Regions from separate parts of the Homo sapiens genome. Here region 2 is linked to region 1. The links are chromatin loops, found by intact Hi-C in ENCODE. Cell type or tissue: heart right ventricle. All regions are shown on one strand. Links, peaks and the distances in the headings refer to the core of each region. The heading gives the core; the rest is flanking DNA. Region 1 overlaps ELF2 (E74 like ETS transcription factor 2). Region 2 holds the start of MGARP (mitochondria localized glutamic acid rich protein).

Region 1 (4,394 bases), core at 87-4,086:
TTCTCCCATCTCAGCCTCCCAAGTGGGATTACAGGTGTGCACCCACACCCAGCTACATTCCAAGTTTTAATGTGCAATATTTTCGGCCAGACGCGGTGGCACTTTGGGAGGCCAAGGCGGGCAGATCACTTGAGGTCAGGAGTTTAAGACCAGCCTGGCAAATATGGGTGAAACCCCGTCTCTACTAAAAATACAAAAATTAGCCGGGTATGGTAGCATATGCCCGTAATCCCAGCTACTCGGGAGGCTGAGGCAGGAGAATCACTTGAACCCAGAAGGCAGAGGTTTCAATGAGCCAAGATCATGCCACTGCACTCCAGCCTGGGTGACGGAGCAAGACTCTGTCTCAAAAAAAAAAAAAAAAGTAAAGAAAAAAAAATATGCAATGCTTTCAATGTTATTTAGCTATAAGTATTTTAACATTTTCATTTCTTTTTTGATCCACTAATTTTTAGTTTCCAATATTATTATTTTGATTGTCTTTTTCATTGTTTTCTAATATTCTTACATCATGACAAAATATTTTGTTTGATTTTCTTTTTAGAGAGAAGGTCTAGCTGTCACCCAGGCTGGAGTACAATGTGGCCTATAGGTGAGTGCCACCATGCCCAGCTAATTTATTTTTTGCAGAGACAGAGTCTCACTATATGGTCTTGCCTGGCTTCAAGTGATCCTCCTGCCTCAGCCTCCCAAAGCACTAGGATTACCGGCATGAGCTGCCATGCCTGGCTGAAATAACGTATTTTGTATGACACTGATTTTCTAGACATTGTTAACATTCCTCTATGGAACATGGTTAAAAACTGACATACATAACTAAAAAATGTTTAAGTTTCTATTAGGTTAGGTACAATGTCCTATATATCTCCAATTTACGAAGTTTGTTAAGCCCTTTGTAGTTGAATTCTTTGATACTATTTTTAATTTCATATATGCTTTTTTACACTTTGACAAAGATGTCCCACTATTTTGTAGATATGTCTAGTTTTCCTAAAAATTTTTGTTTTAAGTGGTATTTCAAGGCTGTGTTGCTAGATGCATGTAAGTTTATGATGATTTTGTTTTCTAGATTGTTCCTTTTAGCAGTATAAAGAGTATCTCTCTGTCCCAATGAAAAATGTTCACCCTAAATTCTATTTTATTATACCAGCTCCCTTTGATTAGTACTTTTCTGGTAAACAGATTTCTCTATTTTTAAAACTTTTTTTTTTTTTTTTTGAGACAGAGCTTCACTCTGTCACCCAGGCTGGAGTGCAGTGGCACGATCTCGGCTCACTGCAACCTCCACCCTCCAGGTTCAAATGATTCTCCTTCCTCAGCCTCCTGAGTAGCTGGGACTACAGGCGCCTGCCACCGCGCCCGGCTAATTTTTTGTATTTTTGGTAGAGATGGGGTTTCACCATCTTGGCCAGGCTGCTCTTGAACTCCTGACCTCGTGATCCACCCGCCTCGGCCTCCCAAAGTGCTGGGATTACAGGCATGAGCCACCGTGCCCGGCCGATATTTTTAAAACTTAATTTTGGTTTATCTGTTATATATTAGCTGTTTCCATTCATTTAATTTTGCTTTATGCATCTATTATAAATAACACAGGTTCTTGTCTTGTGATCACAATAGATAACTTTAATATAATTTCTGATATATTTTGTACTTACTTCTACTATCTTGATTTATTATTTCTATTCCATCATTTTATTCTCCTTTGTTGCCTTTTGTTAAATTGGTCAAGTTTAGTTTATTCCCTAACCTATCCCAAAGTTAGTATTTTGAAAGCTACGTCTTCTATGTTCTGGATGTTTAAAATAAATGTCCCTCTTTTCACTTCTCATCTTTTCCAAATAATGTTTCATACAGTTCCTCACTATTTTATTCAAGGGCCATCACAATCTGGTCCCACTGTACCTTTACCTGTCTAGCCTTATCTCTCAACCATACCTGTCTATATAGCCTAAACTCTAGTTAAACTACACTAACGAGCAGTAAACTACATTGACGGGCAGTGTCTAAATAAAATACAAAGTTCTTGGCAATCCTTTCTGGTTCATGATGTGTTCTCATTAATAAACAAATATTTTATTGAAAACCTACTGGGTTCCTGGCCCTGAGCAATTCCAGTAAGCACAATGGATACAGTCTCTGACTTTATGGAGCACAGTGTGGAAACATTAAGCAAACGAGCACAAATATAAATATAGTCAAGTAAAACTTCCTAAATACATGAATTCAGGTAAGTCAACTGATAATTGGCTCCCGTCTTCCATCCTATCCTCAAAAAGCAGTCACAGAAGTACACAACTACCACCAGGTGGCACCAAACCACAGCTGGACCTTAGACTGATTTTGGATACCTTAGTCTGAATTCTGGAACCCATTTCATACACACACCTCTTCCTCCTATACCCAGACTGACCCAGGCCATTTCATTAACCTCACATTAATGCCAGATTTTATGTGATTTGAACTTCTTGGAAGGTATTTACTACCTAATGGTGGGAACTGAATGCATGACAAGTTGTAGGTGCTAAAAACAAAACACATTAAATAATGGAGGGCTATGATAAAAAATAACAGAACAGTCCTAATTGAGATTTAAGAATATCAGCCAAGGCCTCTTTCTCTGTGAGAAAGTGACATTTAAACTATAATCTAAAGGACAACCAGGAGTTAGAAATTGAAAACTAGAAAATAATCTACTCCAGACAGAAAATGGCATGCGTGAACACCCTGTGGAGGTCAAGAGTTTGGATTAATGGAAGGATGAAAGGAGCACTGTGATTACAATAATTTGTATTGTGAGGGGAAGGGATATTATATAATGCATCAGAGTACAATGCTTGAGCTTGGGCTCTGGGTTAAATCCTTGCTTCCACCACTTAAATAGCTATCTAGCCTTGGAAAAGTTATTCGGCCTAGGGTTGAGAGTGTGAAATATGTAATGTTAATATGTAAAACCCTAAAAACAATTCCTGGCAACATAGTAAAGAAACTTTAAATGTTAGAGCTGTCTTTTTTTTTCCTTTTTGGGGGGTTGCTATTATTGTTATTGTTTCTAGATGAATGTGAGAAGCCAAATTATTCAGTGTCTTAAAGACCATATTAAAAACTCCTGCCAGGCGCAGCAGCACATGCCCGTGATCCCAACTACTTGGGAGGCTGAGGCAGAAGGATCGCCTGAGTCCAGAAATGCTGGGCTATAGTGCACTAAGTCAATTGGGTATCTGCACTAAGTTCGGCATAAACGTGAGGGACCACAAGGTTGCCTAAGGAGAGGTGAACCAGACCAGCCTGGAAACAGAGCAAGTCAAAACTCCTGTCCTGATGAGTAGTGGGACTGCACCTGTGCATAACCACTGTACTCCAGCTTGGGCATCATAACAAGACCATAACTCTTTAAAAAAAACATTTTTTTAACTGCATCCATTGAAATACAGAAAAAAAATAAAAATTAAGTGAAAACAATTTAAAAATACTCTGAATTTTATCTTAAGTGCAATTAGAATCCACTGAAAGATTTTAGGGAGGGAGTATCACTATTCCACTTACAAATTTATATTTTAAATCACTTTGGCTACTATGGTGAGCATAGATTGCTGGGGGTAGGAGGAGGAGGCAATAATGAAAACAGGCTGATTAGAAGGCCAAAGGCCATCAACATAGCTCATGTAAAAAAACTACAGAGTGAACTAGCCTAGTAGCAATGAAGATAGGAAGACTCGAGATATACTTTGGAGGCAAAATTAACATGATTTGGTAATGGACTGGGAGAAGGTAGGAAAAGGTATAAATAAATGACTTCTCAACTAGAAAATTCTTTTCTTCCCAATGAAATTTTATTTATCCTCCCAAACTCAACTAAAATGTAAACTTCCCATCAGAATAGCTAAGATCTGTCTCCTTCACTATTATAACACTAATATTATTAAACCTTAGGTTATGAAGAGTTGTTTCCTTATATATTTTCCCCACAAATGAGTGAGTTTCTTTACAGGAGGGGCCATATCTAATTTCTTGCTCTAGTTCACATAAAAAAAACACAGTGCCACACACATCACAGGTCATCTCAGGTAACCCCACTAATGGTCTCAGATCCAGGACAACTCCTTATTCTTTTGTTCTTCCTTTGATAAGCACAAGAATTCAGTCTGCTTTCTTCTCCTTTCAGCTCTTCTATTTTTTGGAGTTCTGTTTTCCCTAAGACTAGCTGCAGAATTAACTGCAGTCTCTCATTAGCCCTTCCCATTTCTTGTGGCCTCCAAAAACAAATATATGGGGATTCTTTTTGTAAAGTGCTTGGTACTAATTATTATGGAGAAACAGAGGATAACAAAATTAGACACAGGATTTATATGATCTTACAATAGTGGTCTCTGACCTATACAATACTTGACTCCTTT
Region 2 (4,394 bases), core at 284-4,283, 180 kb after region 1:
ATAAAATTACCCTTTTAAAAGCAAAAAGGAGAGAACAAAATGTGATGAGACACAGTTAAAAATTTTTCCTTCAATAAAACTGAAAAAAATTATTTTTCATCAAAGTAGAAAGTATGAACAAAAGGTTAAGTAATGTCCACGACTGAAGACAAATTTGTTTCCAATCAATAATAGTTCTTAAATACATTTTAAGTGCTGCAAAAATAGTTAGATGAAAATCAGAGAAAGACCAGTACCTTTACAAGCAGCATTGCTAGATACGTATTTAAAATTTTTAAACTACTTCTATTTTGCCGCAAATTGGGAAGAAAATTATTTGGAATTTCTGCAGCTACAAAAAAAAGGTGCGCGTGTGTGTGTGTGTGTTTGTGTGTGCGTGCACGCGCGCATGATGTCGGTGGGGAACGCAGACAGATAAAACGAAAGGCCACGGTCAGAGGACTAATCTTTCTCCCCGTTCTCAACAGAACAGTCCCGTTATCTTCCGAAGTTTAAAATAAATGGCTTCTCCCTACTTCATCAGTGTATATATATATTTAAAAGCTCTATATCATTTGGTATAAAGATCTAGAAAAATAAAGGCAATAAAGATCTAGGAAAACGAAGATGTCTTATTTCTGATACTTGAGGGATAACTTCCTTCCACCAGCATTTTACAAGAAAAATAAAGCGAGTTAGTTAGACCTCCGTCCTTCCCTCCCACCACCACCAACAGAGGCCTAATCAACGTGAAAAAAAAATCGGCCCATGGAATTCTCCGCGCACATCTTTCTCTCCTGCTGGAATCCACCCTCTGGGGTAAAATTATCTCGGAAGGCTCAGAAAGTGAGGCTAAGTGAAGAGAGCATTAAGAACCCTTCACGATATTGTCTAAGAGCCGTCCCCCAGTCGTGAGTGGAAGAGAGAGGGGTGACGGATGGGGACTAGGGAAAAGCGGCTGGGGCAGAACCGCCCTGGAGCGCAAGCCTGGTCCCAGAAGAAAAACAATCTTCCTTGCTCACACCTATTAAGCACCTACTATGTTCCCAGCACTATACGAAGCGCTTTCCTATATGTCCGTTTTTATTTAATAAGCCTCCAGTTCACACTGCAACTCCCCCTTTAGTTAATTGCTGAGTATTCTGCTTTTTCTCGCGTATCCTCAGAACCAAAGGTGTCGATATTTGGACTACAGAGCCAAGCAGTTGCAGGACGACGTGCAACCTCAAAGGAAAGTGTCCCGAAGGCCGCTTCCTTTTTGGGGGTTGTGGATCTCAGAGCCAGGCGCTCGCGGGGTTCAGGCTGCTGAGACCCTGCCAAGGGTTAGGTTTATTTACCCCACGAACATTCGCCCAGCGTCCACTGAGCGGGCCCTGCCTCACTGCCTCCCAGCGCTTGCCGGGCCCGCTCGCTGATCGGCGTCCACCTTCCCACCGTTCCTCTGCTTCCTCAGGAGATTGGAGAGCGAATGGTGCCTCTAACAATAAAAGTGGTAAGCTGCGACTTTGTCAGCCAGGCACGTTTTTAAGTGCTTTTAACCATACATTAACTCATTAAAAAGGAAAACCATCATCGCCCTCATTTTATAGATGAGGAAACAGGTTAAGCCATTTGTCCAAGATCAGGATGCGAACCCAGATAATCTGGACTCTGAGGCACCCTGGAAAAGTTCCCTACTTCCAAAGTCTGCAGGAGCTTCGGGACGTCTTCCCGGGAGTCTCCCCCAGTCTCCTCGACCTCCAATCCAGGCTTCTGCTGCTCTGGGTCGGGTTTGGCCAACTGGGTGCCGGCCGGTTCCCTGGCGCGGGCGAAATCTGCACCCGAGGCGCCCGTCCTCCTCTCCGGGCTAGACCTCCTTACTCACCGTCCTTTCCGAGCGGCGCGGGGTTGGGGGGCGCCCTCAGCGGCAGCGCCAGAGTCTTGGAGACCGCCCTGCGGAGATACATCGCGCCCGCTGTCCGCCGCGCAGCAGCCTCGGTACCCAGGCGCAGGCTGCCCTTCCACAGAGAGGCTGAGAGCCTGGCAGCGCCCCGCCCGGAGGAGGCACGTCGACCTTCATCCAGCCCCGCCTCCGCGGCCCCCGGGAGGTGGGGAGACCTTTGTAGTCCTCACCATCCTCCCCTAACCCATCTCCAGCTCTGTTGCTATCCCTGAGGTCTCTAGAGCTGACCGCGGCATCTCAGAAAAGGGATGGGGAACCTACAAGTCGCCGTCGCCTGCCTGGCTCATTCTGTACCACTGAATGTAACTCCTCACAGCAAGCTGGAAATGTTTTGGGAATTGGACGAGATTAAGACAAGGACACAGTTTATCACGCTGGATGTAATCTGAAACCATTTTATCTCCTGCATTCCGTTAGCTTTCCTAGGAGAGGGAAGGATAGCTGGAAGTTTCTTAAAAATGAGAAGAGCGAAGGGGTAGCCTCAGCCTTCCATTAGCGCACTGGGTGATGCTCAGAATCGTAAGAAAATCTGCAGACAATGGTTGAATTTCTAGACAGCTCACTGTTAAAACGACTTTAAAATATCAAAAACACTGTATATTCCTCTATGGGATGTGAAATTAATATTTCCACATCAGCGGCCGGGCACAGTGGCTCACGTTTATAATCCCAGCACTTTGGGAGGCCGAGGCAGGCGGATCACTTGAGGTCAGGAGTTGGAGAGCAGCCTGGGCAACATGGTGAAACCCCGTTTCTACTAAAAATACAAAAAATTAGCCGGGAGTGGTGGCGCGGGCCTGTAATCCCAGCTACTCGGGACGCTAAGGCAGGAGAATCGCTTGAACCCGGGAGGCGGAGGTCGCAGTGAGCCGAGATCATGCCACTACATTCAAGCCTGGGTGACAGAGCAAGACCCTGTCTCAAAAGCAAAACAAAACAAAACAAAAACCCCAAAAACAAAACAAAACAAACAAAACAAAAAAACACATCAACTAAAAATACTAAATTATTAGTTTTCCGTCTCATCGTGGCTACAAGAACTTGTCATGGTTTGAATATGGAAACCAATAATTTATTACGTTTATAACATTGTCTAAATGATTACTCTTTGGAAGACACCATTTCCTACTATAATAATCCCTTATGTGTGTTTGGCACTTGAAAGATTATAAAGCACTTTCACATCTATTATCTCTTTTAATTTTCACTGCAACCCTCTGAGGGAGGTGGCAATTATTCCCTTTAGCAAATGCCACCACCAGGTGGTGGGTGGGAATGTCCAGGGATTTACTGGTGGTCATGAATTAAAAAACAAAAAGGACATGAACATAATACTTCTAGCTTAAAGTTCTATTGGCATGTAACAGGCACAATATTTGTTCATTTGCTATGTAAATAGACGTTTCTCAGAAGTTATAGTCCTGAACCTAATTATAATTATATTTAACATATTCTCATAAGAAGAGTACAAGCCAATGATCAGATTGGTTTTTTGATACTCAGAAAGAGAGTTAACTAGTTTAATCACTAGGGTGACAGAGCGAGACTCAGTCTCAAAAAAAAAAAAAGTTTACAACATAGATGGGTGTGGTGGTACATGCCTGCAGTCCCAGCTACTCCAGAGGCTGAGGTGGGAGAACTGATTGAGCTCAGGAGGTCAAGACTGCAGTGAGCTGAGATCTTGCCACTGCACTCCAGCCTGGGTGACAGAGTGAGACCCTGTCTCAAAAAAAAAAAAAAAAAAAAAAAAAATCACACACAGTGGCTCACAGCACTTTGGGAGGTGGAGGCAGAAGGATTGCTCGTGCTAGGGAGTTCAAGTCCAGCCTGGCAAATATGGCAAAACCTCATCTGTTTCTTTTTCAGAAAGAAAAAAAAAAGGCACATTAGATATGAAATGTAAAAAATAAAGTAAAAAAAATAAAGGATATAAAATGTGCTCAGCTAGTTGGAGGAGGCAGTGCTAGATTCTGACTTCCAGCCTAAGGTGAAGCTCAAGGCTCTCCTGCTACACTCTGCTGCCTTTCAGTGTGGCACATGGCCGGATTCATTATATCCCACCATCTCTTATTAGATGGTACGGTCCAGTGGGAGGTTATCATGCTCTCTAGGTTGAATATGGCCATACCAGCTGGGATATAAAAGAACTGTGAGATAAATAGTTCCATTTCTCCAGATTATTTTCCTTAGTTAAAAGCTCATGCCTTTCAAGTTGAAGGGAATTTCTATCTACTCAGCTGCTCCTGTGGCTTTCCGTTTTGATGGCAAATTCTTTTCAAATCTTGATGAAACATTTTCCAAGAGAGGACATGCCCTCGAGTTGTCAAATTCACTCCAGAGCAGACTGTTTCTTCCAAACCCCAGATAAATTTAACACATCTTTGCTATGGAAGACTCTGTAAGGCTCAGCCAATAGTTTCCTAACTATTAATCATACTGTTCGTAATGCTGCCCTTGAGCACATCCTTGAAAT

What was found. Peaks named below come from ENCODE experiments on the same cell type or tissue, not always from the same donor. Only the 100,000 strongest peaks of a DNase experiment are listed, where the experiment ranks them.
Region 2: a loop joins it to region 1, with 3 times the contacts of the local background. A loop is called at or near these places in 8 of 110 quality-filtered maps.

Annotation. Positions count from the first base shown.
Region 1 is chr4:139,097,269-139,101,662 of GRCh38, forward strand. The region is part of intron 4 of ELF2 (E74 like ETS transcription factor 2); the gene reads right to left. It also overlaps the pseudogene RN7SL382P. Among named protein-coding and RNA genes, the nearest start is that of ELF2, 78 kb to the right of the region's middle. RefSeq lists silencers at 2,167-2,461, 2,341-2,400. In heart right ventricle, for the core only: a CTCF peak has its summit at 2,300 (motif pointing right); a DNase peak (open chromatin) is centred at 2,313.
Region 2 is chr4:139,278,234-139,282,627 of GRCh38, forward strand. MGARP (mitochondria localized glutamic acid rich protein) reads right to left here and starts at 1,992. Exons shown (of 4, transcript NM_032623.4): 1 at 1,844-1,992. The coding sequence starts at 1,925. RefSeq lists an enhancer at 1,747-1,956. In heart right ventricle, for the core only: no CTCF peak of the experiment used is centred there; a DNase peak (open chromatin) is centred at 2,001; H3K4me3 peaks cover 1,961 bases; H3K27me3 peaks cover 174 bases.